Linked DNA regions of Homo sapiens: region 2 is linked to region 1. Evidence: chromatin contacts called from ENCODE POLR2A ChIA-PET data. All regions are on one chromosome and are shown on one strand. The core of a region is the stretch at or near the end of the contact, and the rest is flanking DNA. Distances in the headings are between cores, read along the strand shown.

The links. ChIA-PET counts read pairs that join two places held with the same protein, here RNA polymerase II (POLR2A).
Region 2: POLR2A ChIA-PET joins it to region 1 with 10 read pairs in Caco-2. The contact joins the promoter of UBTF here to the enhancer-like site in region 1. POLR2A ChIA-PET finds 5 or more read pairs at or near these places in 2 of 52 experiments (Caco-2 and MCF 10A).

Annotation. Positions count from the first base shown.
Region 1 is chr17:40,281,434-40,287,108 of GRCh38, forward strand. WIPF2 (WAS/WASL interacting protein family member 2) reads left to right here. Exons shown (of 8, transcript NM_133264.5): 8 at 1-2,703. Among named protein-coding and RNA genes, the nearest start is that of CDC6, 3.6 kb to the right of the region's middle. RefSeq lists enhancers at 1-549, 550-1,484. Within about 2 kb of position 2,383, at least 10 of the 41 ENCODE cell types and tissues checked have a DNase peak (open chromatin) inside an H3K27ac peak, as active enhancers do.
Region 2 is chr17:44,216,982-44,222,656 of GRCh38, forward strand. It overlaps UBTF (upstream binding transcription factor), which reads right to left and starts at 2,694. Exons shown (of 21, transcript NM_014233.4): 1 at 2,464-2,694; 2 at 1,191-1,315. The coding sequence starts at 1,248. ATXN7L3-AS1 (ATXN7L3 antisense RNA 1) reads left to right here. Exons shown (of 2, transcript NR_184071.1): 2 at 5,481-5,675. RefSeq lists silencers at 1,421-1,590, 1,641-2,660, 2,420-2,584, 2,711-3,400, 3,911-4,130 and 1 more and an enhancer at 4,845-5,449.

The DNA.
Region 1 (5,675 bases), core at 1,133-3,632:
GTCATGGGGATTTGCTCCACTGCAGAGCCCCATCATTTTCACAGCGTAGGCCAACAGAGTGAGAACCTAGGGCTACCCTAGCTGATGGATGTGAGGCTGCTGTCTACAGGAGCTCATCCCAGCCCTGTTAACTGGCAGTGGCAAGGATACTCGTCATCGGCCATTGCACTGGGGAACTCCCTCACCCCATGGCTTCCCAACTTGAAACCCAGATTTACCTCCAGGGAGAGGTGAGAAAAAAATTGTAAATAGACTTGCTAAAGAGCAACTCAGGGTTGGGGTGTGTTTTAATTCTCCTGATCACTTGAAATAATCTGTAGGCTGAGTGCTTATGGGGGTGGGGGAGAAGGGTGACTCCAGGGTCCTTCCATTTTGTGAAGCTCTGGGGGTGGAGTGTGGGCATCTGAGGCCCTATGATGGCACTACATTGAGCTGTCTGCCCTTCCGGAAACCCAACCTGCAATCAACTGCAAATCAAATTCTTCACATTCCAGCTACAGTCTTTCTTTCCCCATTGAATCTCAGTCCCTGGCCATGTGGTCAAGGTGGCTTTCTGTTAAGCTACCCTAATTTCGGGAATGGGAGGGGAGAGAGGAGGGCCATTACAACTCTGCCTTCAAGACTCATCTCTTAAAAACAAAACGAAACAAAACTACAACCACCATCAAAACCACACGCAAAAAAAAAAAAAAAAAAAAAAAGGATAACTTTAACCGAAGGAAGGGTTTGGTTCCATTCAACTCCACATTCATTGTGCCTTTACTTGCATTAGATTTCTGTGCTTTCTTCCTTTCCCTCTTTGAAGCAATTAAAATCTTCCTTGATAACTGCTGTTTCTTTCTACTCTTGTTTCTGGCAATTTAGTGGGTTCCTTCTCTAGTGGTCTTAAATCTCATTCCACTGGTGGCAAGATGGGGCCTAGCCTTCTTTTCACATGTCTAATCTTTTCCTTTCTCATGGTGCCCTCCATGGAAGTCACAGTCAACACTGAATAAATGACTAGAATGACACGTGTGCGTGCGCACGCGTGTGCGTGTGTGTGTTCATCTGTCTGCATGTGGATCAATTTCTTTTAGAAAATAATTTATTGTATGATTTATTTTGGAGTTATATTCTGATTACAGTGCTCCCTCTCCCAAATAGCATTGATTTTTTCCCCCCTCTAAAATGTATAATCTGGTCTCAGGTTGGATTCTTTGGTACATTTCTCTCTTCTGGATGCCATGCAGCTTAATTAAAACCTTGCTTAAAAACAAAAAGTGAAAATTGTGTACTCTTGTCTGGAATACCGCCTCAGGTGGTGGCACAGAGAGGGGAGAAAACCTTTGCCTCATAATTTGGGTAAGTGTAGTGGTTTGATTCCAGGTCCCTTGAAAAAGTAGATCTACTGAATTGGGCAGACTCATCTATAGCTTTCTGAGGGTCTTCTCTCCTCCTCTCCAGCTGTATTTTGAAAATTACAGTTCTAGTTGGCTGGGCGCGATGGCTCATGTCTGTAATCCCAGCACTTTGGGAGGCCAAGGCGGGTGGATCATTTGAGGTCAGGAGTTCAAGACCAGCTTGGCCAACATGGTGAAACCCCGTCTCTACTGAAAATACAAAAATTAACCGGTGTCATGGCGCATGCCTGTAGTCCCAGCTACTCGGGAGGCCGAGGCAGGAAAATCACTTGAACCCAGGAGGCGGAGGTTGCACTGAGCTGAGATCATGCCACTGCACTAAAAAAAAAAAAAAAAAAAAAAAAAAAAAAAAAAAAAAATTCTAGAGTTCTAGTTACCCTTCCTGGGAGATTCTGATGGTCCTTATTTTATTATTATTATTATTTTTTTTTGAGACAGGATGTTGCTGTCATCCAGGCTGGAGTGCAGTGGTGTGATCATAGCTCACCGCAGCCTCCAACTCTCAAGCTCAAGTGATCCTCCCACCTCAGCCTCCCGTGTAGCTGGGACCACAGGTGTGTACCACTATGCCTGGCTAATTTTGAAAATTTTTTTGTAAAGACAGGGTCTCCCTATGTTGCCCAGACTGGTCTCAAATTCCTGGGCTTAAGTGATTGTCCCACCTCAGCTTCTCAAAGTGCTGGGATTACAGGCATGAGCCACCGCACCCAGCCAGTCCTTATTTTATATTTCCACCTAACTCCCCTTTGCCCACGATTTCAGGGAACCTAGGAGGCTTCCTGGCCTTGTGACCTTTTCCTTGAATCTCTTATAATTCTTTCTACCTGTGTTGCATGGCAGATTCTCAGATTGAGGCTAAAGAAAAGAAGGGTGGGGACAAAGCATACAGAATGTGTGTATCTGTTTTTATGTGGGTGTTGGCTGTTTTTCGTCACTGCTTTTTAAGCTGAATCTTAGCTGGTTTTCTTGAACTTTGACTTTAGGTGTAAAAATTCAACCAGACATTCTCTCCTTACTGTGGTCAGCTGACATCATAACCACTAAGGCTTAATGAGCTTAACTTGCACTTTCATCACTAGCAAAGGTCTTGAAGTTATTTCTCTTACTGATTCATAATGGGTGTGTGTATGAATCACTCTCACATAATTTAGATATAAAAACCTATGAGGATGAGGGAGGGAGGGGAAGAAAAAAAAGGACTCCTTTCATTTTCATCCGTACTTCCCAGATGGGCTGAATCTCCGATTATTTGACCCATCATTGTTATTAATATGGTTAATAAACTACCTATTTATTGATTGAATTGTTCCTCCTGACTTGAAATAGCCTGCAAATGGAGCTTGCCTAAATGACCTTCGACTTCCTAACCCTATAATTCATTCTGTCTTCTTGTGATGGTATTGCTAGTGTGTGTGTGTGTGTGTGTGTGTGTGTCTACACACACAGTCACACAAAAGGATGCCAGACAGGTTCTTCCAGTGTGATTTGATTCCTTCTCCATGATACTGTGTATGAGTTAGCAGGTGATAAGGACACTAGTTTTCCTTCCATTACTGAGGCAGAGCTGCTTGCCATGAATGTACCTCTTAAGTATTTCCCAACCCAATCTAACCATGAACTAAACGACCCACTGGAAGAAAGCTGCCTGTCTCCAACTTCCTAGTACTCTGCAAAGAGAGGTAAAGGAACTATGGAAAATGAATTAGAACTAGAAATATGTCAGCCTCAGGATTCTGACTGCCCCAGAGGACAACTGGGGAAATGCTTTGCCTCTGACATCACTGGAGCCCAGTCTGGATCATTTTCACACATAATTGAATTCATTCTCCATTCCTAGGCTTAGGGGTGTGAGACTTAAAAGACTGTATGCTCTCCAGCCACAAGTGTTTATGCAAAGGGTGGATGTCCACTTGGCAAGAATGTCCTTTCCATTCCTTCATTCAGCAAGCTCTTATTGTACACTTTACTCTGTACCAGGCATCTACAATATGAAGATGAAAAGTCTGTTTTTGCCGGGCGCGGTGGCTCACGCCTGTAATCCCAGCACTTTGGGAGGCTGAGGCAGGTGGATCACCTGAGGTCAGGAGTTTGAGACCAGTCTGTCCAATATGGTGAAACCCCGTCTACTAAAATTATGGGCGCCTGTAATCCCAGCTACTCAGGAGGCTGAGGCAGGAGAGTTGCTTGAACCCGGTTGGGTGGAGGTTGCAGTGAGCTGAGATTGTGCCACTGCACTCCAGCCTGGGCGACAGAGCGAGACTCCAAATAAAAAGTCTTTTTTTTTTTTTTCCAACTTGGAAATGGGTCTCCCTATGTTGTCCAGGCTGTCCTCAAACTGGGCTCAAGGGATCCTCCCACCTCAGCCTCCCGAGTAGCTGGAATTACAGATGCATGCCACTGTGCAAGGCTAAGACATGGTCTTTGACTCCAAGGAACTCATAGTTTAGTAGACTTCAGGATAGCTACCAGGAGAAACCTATGCAGGATATTAAAAGGCTTTATGGGAGTTAGCCAGGGAAGATGGATGGTTAGTGGCATTCCAGACAGAGGAAACAGCAAAAACAAAGGCACAGAAGCAAGAAACAATATGATGTGTACGCATCACGTTACTGGAGGATCATTATTAGTGCAAAGGAAAAGCTTCAAGTAGATAACCTTTCAGTCCTGACATTCTGTGATTATTTGCCTGCTTCCACAGTGGTCATTTACACCTGTAGGCTTTTCTTGGGCCACTGCTATGTTTCCTAGTGTCTTCTTTTCTTTTTTTTTTGAGGCGGAGTCTCGCTTTGTCGCCCAGGCCGGAGTGCAGTGGCGTGGCGTGATCTCCACTCACTGCAAGCTCCACCTCCCGGGTTCACACCATTCTCCCGCCGCAGCCTTCTGAGTGGCTGGGACTATAGGCACCCGCCACCACGCCTGGCTAATTTTTTTGTATTTTAGTAGAGACGGGGTTTCACCGTGTTAGCCAGGATGGTCTCGATTTCCTGACCTCGTGATCCACCCGCCTCAGCCTCCCAAAGTGCTGGGATTACAGGCGTGAGCCACCGCACCCAGCCATTTCCTGGTGTTTTCATAGGTTCCAATATGCATGCTAAGTACTCATAGCTTCCTAGGTTGTTTACCATAACCACCCCTTACAGCTGGCTGGGCACACATTACCATTTCAGGTTATTAAGGGCAATTCTTAGGTGCCCATGTTATAAAAATACGAACAGTGAAGGTTGCTTCCTGAGTTCTACTATCCTACTAAGACATCAGAAATACCATCTAGTCCTTTTAAAAGCTTCCACTGTGGCCAAGAGCGGTGGTTCATGCCTGTAATCCCAGCACTGTGGGAGGCTGAGGTGGGTGGATCATGAAGTCAGGAGTTTGAGACCAACCTGGCCAACATGGTGAAACCCCTCTACTAAAAATTCAAATATTAGCCAGGCGTGGTGACGCGTGCCTGTAGTCCCGGCTACTCAGGAGGCTGAGGCAGGAGAATGGCTTGAACCCAGGTGGTGGAGATTGCAGTGAGCCGAGATCATGGCACGGCACTCAAGCCTGGGTGATAAAATGAGACTTGTCTCAAAAATAAAAAAAAAAAAAGCTTCCATTGTGTGGTAACTTTCTCCATTCATGGCAGCCCATTCTCTTCACTTTTGTAGTTTTCAGCTGCTAAAAAGCCTTCACGAAATGTACTCCACCATCTCTTCCTGTTTAGAACCTGAATCTGTCTAATCATCCCCCTATGATAAAGTGGTCAAGAGTTTGATTTTCTGTCAGAGTTCAGAGTTCAAATTCTAGCTCTTCCACTTACTAGTTGTGTGACCTTGGGCAAGTTTACTCAACTCCCCTCTACTGTAGTTCCCTCATTTGTAAAGTGAAATAACACCAGGTTCATGGGGGTGCTTGTGAAGATTAATAAGGTGATGTAGGTAAAATACTGAGCACAGCCCCTGGCATACACTTAAGCACTCAATATTGGCTCTCTTCATGAACTAGGTACCAATTCACTGATGATCGTAATATTGTTGCTTCCCTCTTTCTAGGCTTTATGGCTCTATTTTGTTTGTTACTGAGGGGTAAAAGATAAATGTTTACCATCACCTAGAATTGGGTTCTGGCCTCTAAAGGAACCTGAGGCTTAGATGAATTATTGGCTTTGGAAGCTGGCCTTCAAATTACTGCGCTAATTTATATTTTTCATTAAAAACTCAGCTTGCCTCTTCTATATAGCTGTCTTCCCTGGCCCTGAAACCCTAGTGTTTCGCCATAAAAGATTTTAAAATTAAG
Region 2 (5,675 bases), core at 1,444-3,943, 3.9 Mb after region 1:
CTGCAACGGGCAGCTATTTGCTGTAAGGGGAAGAGGGGTGGAAATGAAGGTACAGTGATTCAGGGCTTTGTGGGAAACGAGGTAGCTTGTCAGAGAAGGAGGGAAGCAGGGAAGCAATATATCTAAATGTGCTGCCAAGTTCAAGTTCTGAGTGGATATTCTAAATGTGCAACGACTGAGAATGGGGTGTGGACAGTAAGGAAAATCCATGCAGATGTCTCTCCTGCACAGCTGGAAACCAATGTTAGAGACACCCACCACCCCCTAGCCCCTTAAAGCAGATCAAGGGAGAATTTCTGGCAAATAAGAAAAAGGAAACAGAAGCAGAAGCAGGATACAGGGCAGCTCTGAGGCAAGGTAGGCAGGTGCACAGAAACTCTCAGGGCCCTGCTCCAGGGAGAACCCCCAGAATTACAAGCTGTCTTGTCAGCCCAACTACCCAGGGAAGCAAGAACAGGTCTGGAACAGTTATTTTTCAGCCACTGAAATGCAGCCCCAGAGAGCTCTAGGCCACTGTGGATGGGCTGGGAGAATAGCCACCCAAGGCCAGAAGTCAAAAGGGCTCTCCATTTTCATTTGCATCTGGTAACCTGGGCCAGAGATTCTGCAGAATGGGCCACGTGGACCCATAATCCCCTCTCCCCTCAATGTCCCACAAGCATGGCCAGCTGTCCAGCTTCATCCTACTCTCTATCCCCATCTAGACTGGATCACTGCTGAATGAGGCAGAGATCTAGTTGAGTACATATATCCCATGGCTTGGGGCCTAAAACCACCAAAACAGCCCTTTTCTCCACCTGCCTCTACAAAAGCCTCATGGTCTTCCTAAAAAGCCTGAGAAGCCTTCCCCAACCCCTTCCTGACCCTTCCTCTACACTCATCCTTCCTCCCATTCCAGGACACTGGGCTGGGACACACTTCAGGCTGAATGGGAACCCCAGAAGGCAGGCCTCCTCTAACACAGAGGGTGAGGGACAGGGAGAGAGGGGAGGTGAGCCACTCCAGGCCAAATAATTTGGATTCAGCCAAACCCCAAGTGTGGGAGATGCTTGATTCATAAATACTCAAGGCACTTTCTCCCCCAGTTCAGTGTATGCAGACTGAAAAAGCCCTTGAAGAAGGGAGTGAGCCCCGCAGCCACGAGGGAAAGAGGGTTTAAGTTTCAGAGGGCCGGGGGTGGATGCCCCTACCTTGGCCTTTGGGGGCGGCCATTTCCAGGTCTGTGGGGCAGTCGGCTTCTCCGTTCATCCTCCAGCTGTCCAGCCACCTCCTCGGTCGTGCTGGCCGGGCAACCCGGGGTCAAAGCCACCTCACCCTTTGGAAGACATACCAGTTCCCACTCAGGAAGGCTGAGAGGTGAACGACTAACGACTTTCTAACCGCCCAGAGTAGAAGGGGGCAGGTCCACACTCTGAGAGACTCAGCCATGACCTTATTAGACTTAAGGGGTCTATGGGAATGGGAGTGCGCCCCTCCTCTTCCTCGTGACCCCCTCCCCCAGCCCCTGCAGCCCGGCTCCGCGGCGCGCGCCCTCCCCTGGCCACGCGAGGGCCTGCTCCTAGCTCCCGCGTGCAGCGAGCGCCCGCCCTCCGCCCCGCTTCCCAACCCCAGCCAAAAAAAAAAAAAAAGAAAAAATCTCCTCCTCCTCGGAGCGCCCGCCCCGGGGAGGCCCCAGGCTGGAGGGCGGGGGAAGAGGAAGGGCGGGTAAAGGGCGCGCGCGGCCACGGAAGCGGGCACGCGCCCCAGTCTCCTCCTCCCGCCTCCCCCCGGCCGGTTCCCCCCGCCTCCGCAACCCGGCGGGGACCCGGACGCAGCGCAGCCGCCGCCAGCCCCGGAGCGGAGCGGCCGCACCGCCCCCGGGGACCGGATCCGGATTCCCGCCGCTCCCCCCTCCCGGGCTCCCTTCGCCGTCCCCGCCCGCACAGGCGGGCAAGCAGCCGGAGAGAAGCGGCCTAGCCTGCCCCCCGCCCCCGAGCCACCCACCCCGGCCAGAGGCGCCGCCACCGCCCAGCCACCCCGACGCGCACGGAGGAGCCCGGCACAGAGGCGCGACCGCGGCGGGAACCGCCGCCTCCTCCCCCGAGCCTGCGGCCCAGCCCCGCCGGCGCCCCCGCCCCGGCCTCCGGGGAGCCGAGCCAAGGAGAGGGCGGGAGGACGGCGGCCGGGAGGCGGGGGCGCAGCGCTCACCGGCCCCGCCGCCCCCTCCGGCGGCCGGGGAGAACTGCGCCTGCCGGCTCCGAGAAGCGCGGGCTCCTCCGCCAGCGGCCGGGGCTCGGCTCAGGCCTCGCTTCCTGCCTTCCCCTCCCCCGGCTCTCGGCGTCCTCCCAAGTGCCCTGGTCTGCTCGCGCCCGGTCGCCTGCTCGGTGGTCGCTTCGGGTCCCCGCTGGGCGCCCACCGCACCCCGCGGTTCGCTCCCGCCGTCCGGCCCCGACCCCAGCGCGCGTCCTCAGCCGCCTCGGTTACCCGGCGCAGCGCGGCCTCCGGGCTTCCCGCTCCAGCGGCTCCCTCCCTGGCTCTGAGTGGCGGCGCCCTCCCCCGCTCGGCCGGGCACAGCCGCAGCTCCCTCCCGCGGCGGCAGCGGCTCCTCCTCCGGGCGAGGCGGCGGCGCTGGGGCGGCGGCTGCTGCTGCTGTGGCGGCGGCGGCGGCGGCGGCGGCTGTGGCTGCTGCCTGCTGCTCCTCGCGGCGAAAAGCACAAAGCACAGCGCCCTCCGCCTGCAGGCAGCCCGCCCGCCGCCGGCCCCGGCCTCAGCTCGCACACCCCCCGCCGCCGCCGCAGCCTCAGCCGCCGGAGCGGGGAGGAGGAGGGAGAAGGGAGGAGGAGGAGCGGGAGGGGGGGCGGGAGAAGCGGGGCAGCGAGCGCGTCCTTCCCCGTAGAGCGCACACCGACCCCCGGGGAGCGAGCGCCAGCCCGCCCGCCTCGCCGGCTCCGCTCCCTCCCACAGCCTGCCCGGGCGGGCTCCGCGGGGGGCAGCTGGGAGGAGGGGCGGGAGCTGGGGGGACCCGGGCGGCCGAGGCGGAGGGAAGGAAGGAGGGGAGGGGGGTGGTGGTGGTGGTGCTGGCGGCGGCGGCGGCTGCTGCTGCTGCTGCTGCCGCCGCCGGGGAAGGGGGGGGGGGCCGGGGCAGGGAGACACGCAGCCGCCCGGATGGCGGCGGGGCTCGGAGCCTAGGCGGGCGGGCGGGCGCCGAGAGCGACCTCGCCAGACCCGCGGGGGAACTAGCAGGCTTCGCCGGCGAGGGAGGGCCGAGGTGCGGCCGCGGAGAGGGTGCCCGGAGGTGCCCCCGGCGTCCGGGGAGGCTCGGGGGGCGCCCACAGCCCTGCTCCGGAGCTCTCCCCCAAGTTCTCCCAGCTCAGACTAGGGCTTCCAGGCCAGCTCTCTCCCGCCTCCCGGAGCGAGCGGTCCGCGCCCACCCTCATCCCCCGGAGCGTGGCCGCTGGTTTGGGGCGCACGCACGCCGATCGCGGCGTCCAGCTTCGGTGCCTACCTCGCGGTCCTCTCCTTGCCGAACGGCACATACGAAACTTAAAAAAAAACCCGAAAACTAAAACCTCTGCATTAAAAAAAAAAAATCCCCGTTGCTCTTTACACCCCGGAAACGGCAAGGGAACGACGGGCTCCGGCGGAGGGGCCGCTGTGGGAGCCGGTTCAATCCAGCCCGGCATGGTTCTCCAGGCCTGCCCGGGCGCATGAAGATCGGCGCCGCCGCCACTCGTAGCAACCCCTCTCCCCCGAAATCCGCGGCTCCCGGGCTCACTTACCGAGCGTGTGGATGGGAGCGCAGGCCGGGGGCACCTGGGAGCACGGCGGGCCGAACAGTCGAGCCGCAGCTCCGCTGCAGCCGACGCCGGGGCAGCGAGTCGCCAGACAAAGCCCGAGATGGCGAAGCGGAGCGACGGCTAATGGCGAGCCCCACGCGCCGCGCTCCGCCCGCCCCGCTCCGCCCGCCCGCCCGCCCGCCTCGGCGCAGCGCAGCGCCGCTCCGAGCGCTTGCCCGTCAGAGCCGCCTCGGCGCCGCCGCCTCCCGGGCCACCCCGGCCTCGCCTGGCCCCTCCGCCTCCTCCGGGCGGCTCAGCCTCACCCCTTCCCTCCCACTGCTCTAGGGGTTGCACAAAAAAAATTTTTTTTTTTTAAAGAAAAATGGTTTTCGTCTTTTTTTTTTCTTTTTGCAGGGCGGGCATGTTGAGACTTTTGGATATTTCTGCCCCCAGCTCGCACTCACCTGCGGAGCCGCCGGGAGGGCTAGGGGTGGGGGCGCGCGGGGCTGGAGCCGGCGAGCGCGGGTTGAAAGCCAGCCAAGCTCTGCAGCGCCCGACCCGGGCGTGTACGCCGCCGCCAGTCCCCGCAGAGAAATCGTCCTCCTACCCCGCCTCCATCGCTCTGCGTTTCTCTTCCAATCAGCCGGTCGCTTGGTGGCTCCTCCATTCTCCGGCCAAGCCCAGCTGCCTAGAGCGAGCTCCACTCCTCCATCTGTTCGCCGGGGTCCTCGCTCCCCTGCCGGGGCCGGCGAGACGGCGTGAGGCCGGAGGGGGATTTGCAAGGAAACCTGCCTGCTTCCCGCTCCCATTGCTCCATCCCCGCTGCCTCCTGCCTCCTGCTTCTCTCCTGCGTCTTTCCAACTCTCCCCTGTCGCCACTGGTGTGTGTCTGAGTGTGTGCGCGGTTTTTTTTTTTTAATTGCTCTTTGCTTTTGCAACCCTGAAGCAAAAGGGGGGGGGGGTAGTTACAGGGAAAAAAAAAGCGAGAAAGAAGCTCTTAGATTTGCAACACATCGGAAAACCGGGGGAGCACCCCGCCTTATCCGATCTCCATGCTCCGCAAGGGCCTTCCGGGTTTTAGGACAAGCTTCTCAATGTCCCGTTTCGCTGGGTTTAGGATCCGAGGAGTCCGAGCAAAAAGTTCTCCCCCTGGGTCGTAGTGACGGGTGTCGGGGTGGGAGTTGCGGGGATTTTTCAAGAAGCAGCAGCTACCCCGGCGTCGGTCACTGGGCCGGGGTAGGGGAAAGAGCAAAATCCCAGTGGGTTTGCGCGAGGGATCTTCTAGGGTCGAGGCGGGTGTGGGGGGAGTTGGAACCGGGAGACACCGCTTGGCGCATCTCTCCCTCGGTCTCTACCTCCTGTCCTATGCCAGCTCCCCCTTTAATTTTTTTCCTCTCCTTTAATCTAATTTCTTCCAACTCCACCTTTGTTGTTACCGGCGTCACACCCGGACCAGCCAATCCCCGCCACGCAATCAGCTTGTCAAAAAGCCTCGGCCATCCCTAGGAAAGCAGGCCGCAGGCGCTGCCCCCCGGCGGCGGCGGGCAGCCGCGAGGGGAGCCCAGCACCCGGTTCTCGCTGCCCCGGGTGGCAGCGGGGCAGCCTCCGACAAGACGTCCCTTGGTTCACTGTCCTGCAGGCCGGGGATGAAAGGCCTGGACAGGGTCCACCACCCACTCTCCCACTGCCACGGCCGTGGTTGACTGTCTTTGCCTCCCCTTTTCAGAGGAAAGGTTATCAGGACAGGACGCAGGGAGCCAGAAGACCATCTGAAGGAAGCCTGCTTCCAACGGGCCCAGCCTCCAGCCACCGCTCCTGGGGCAGCGCCATTGCTCCTGGCTCTCAGGCTGCCAGTCTCCCACACCGACGCTCTACTGCCCGCATCTCGGCCAGCTGGGTCACCCAGCCCCTTTCGACTCTC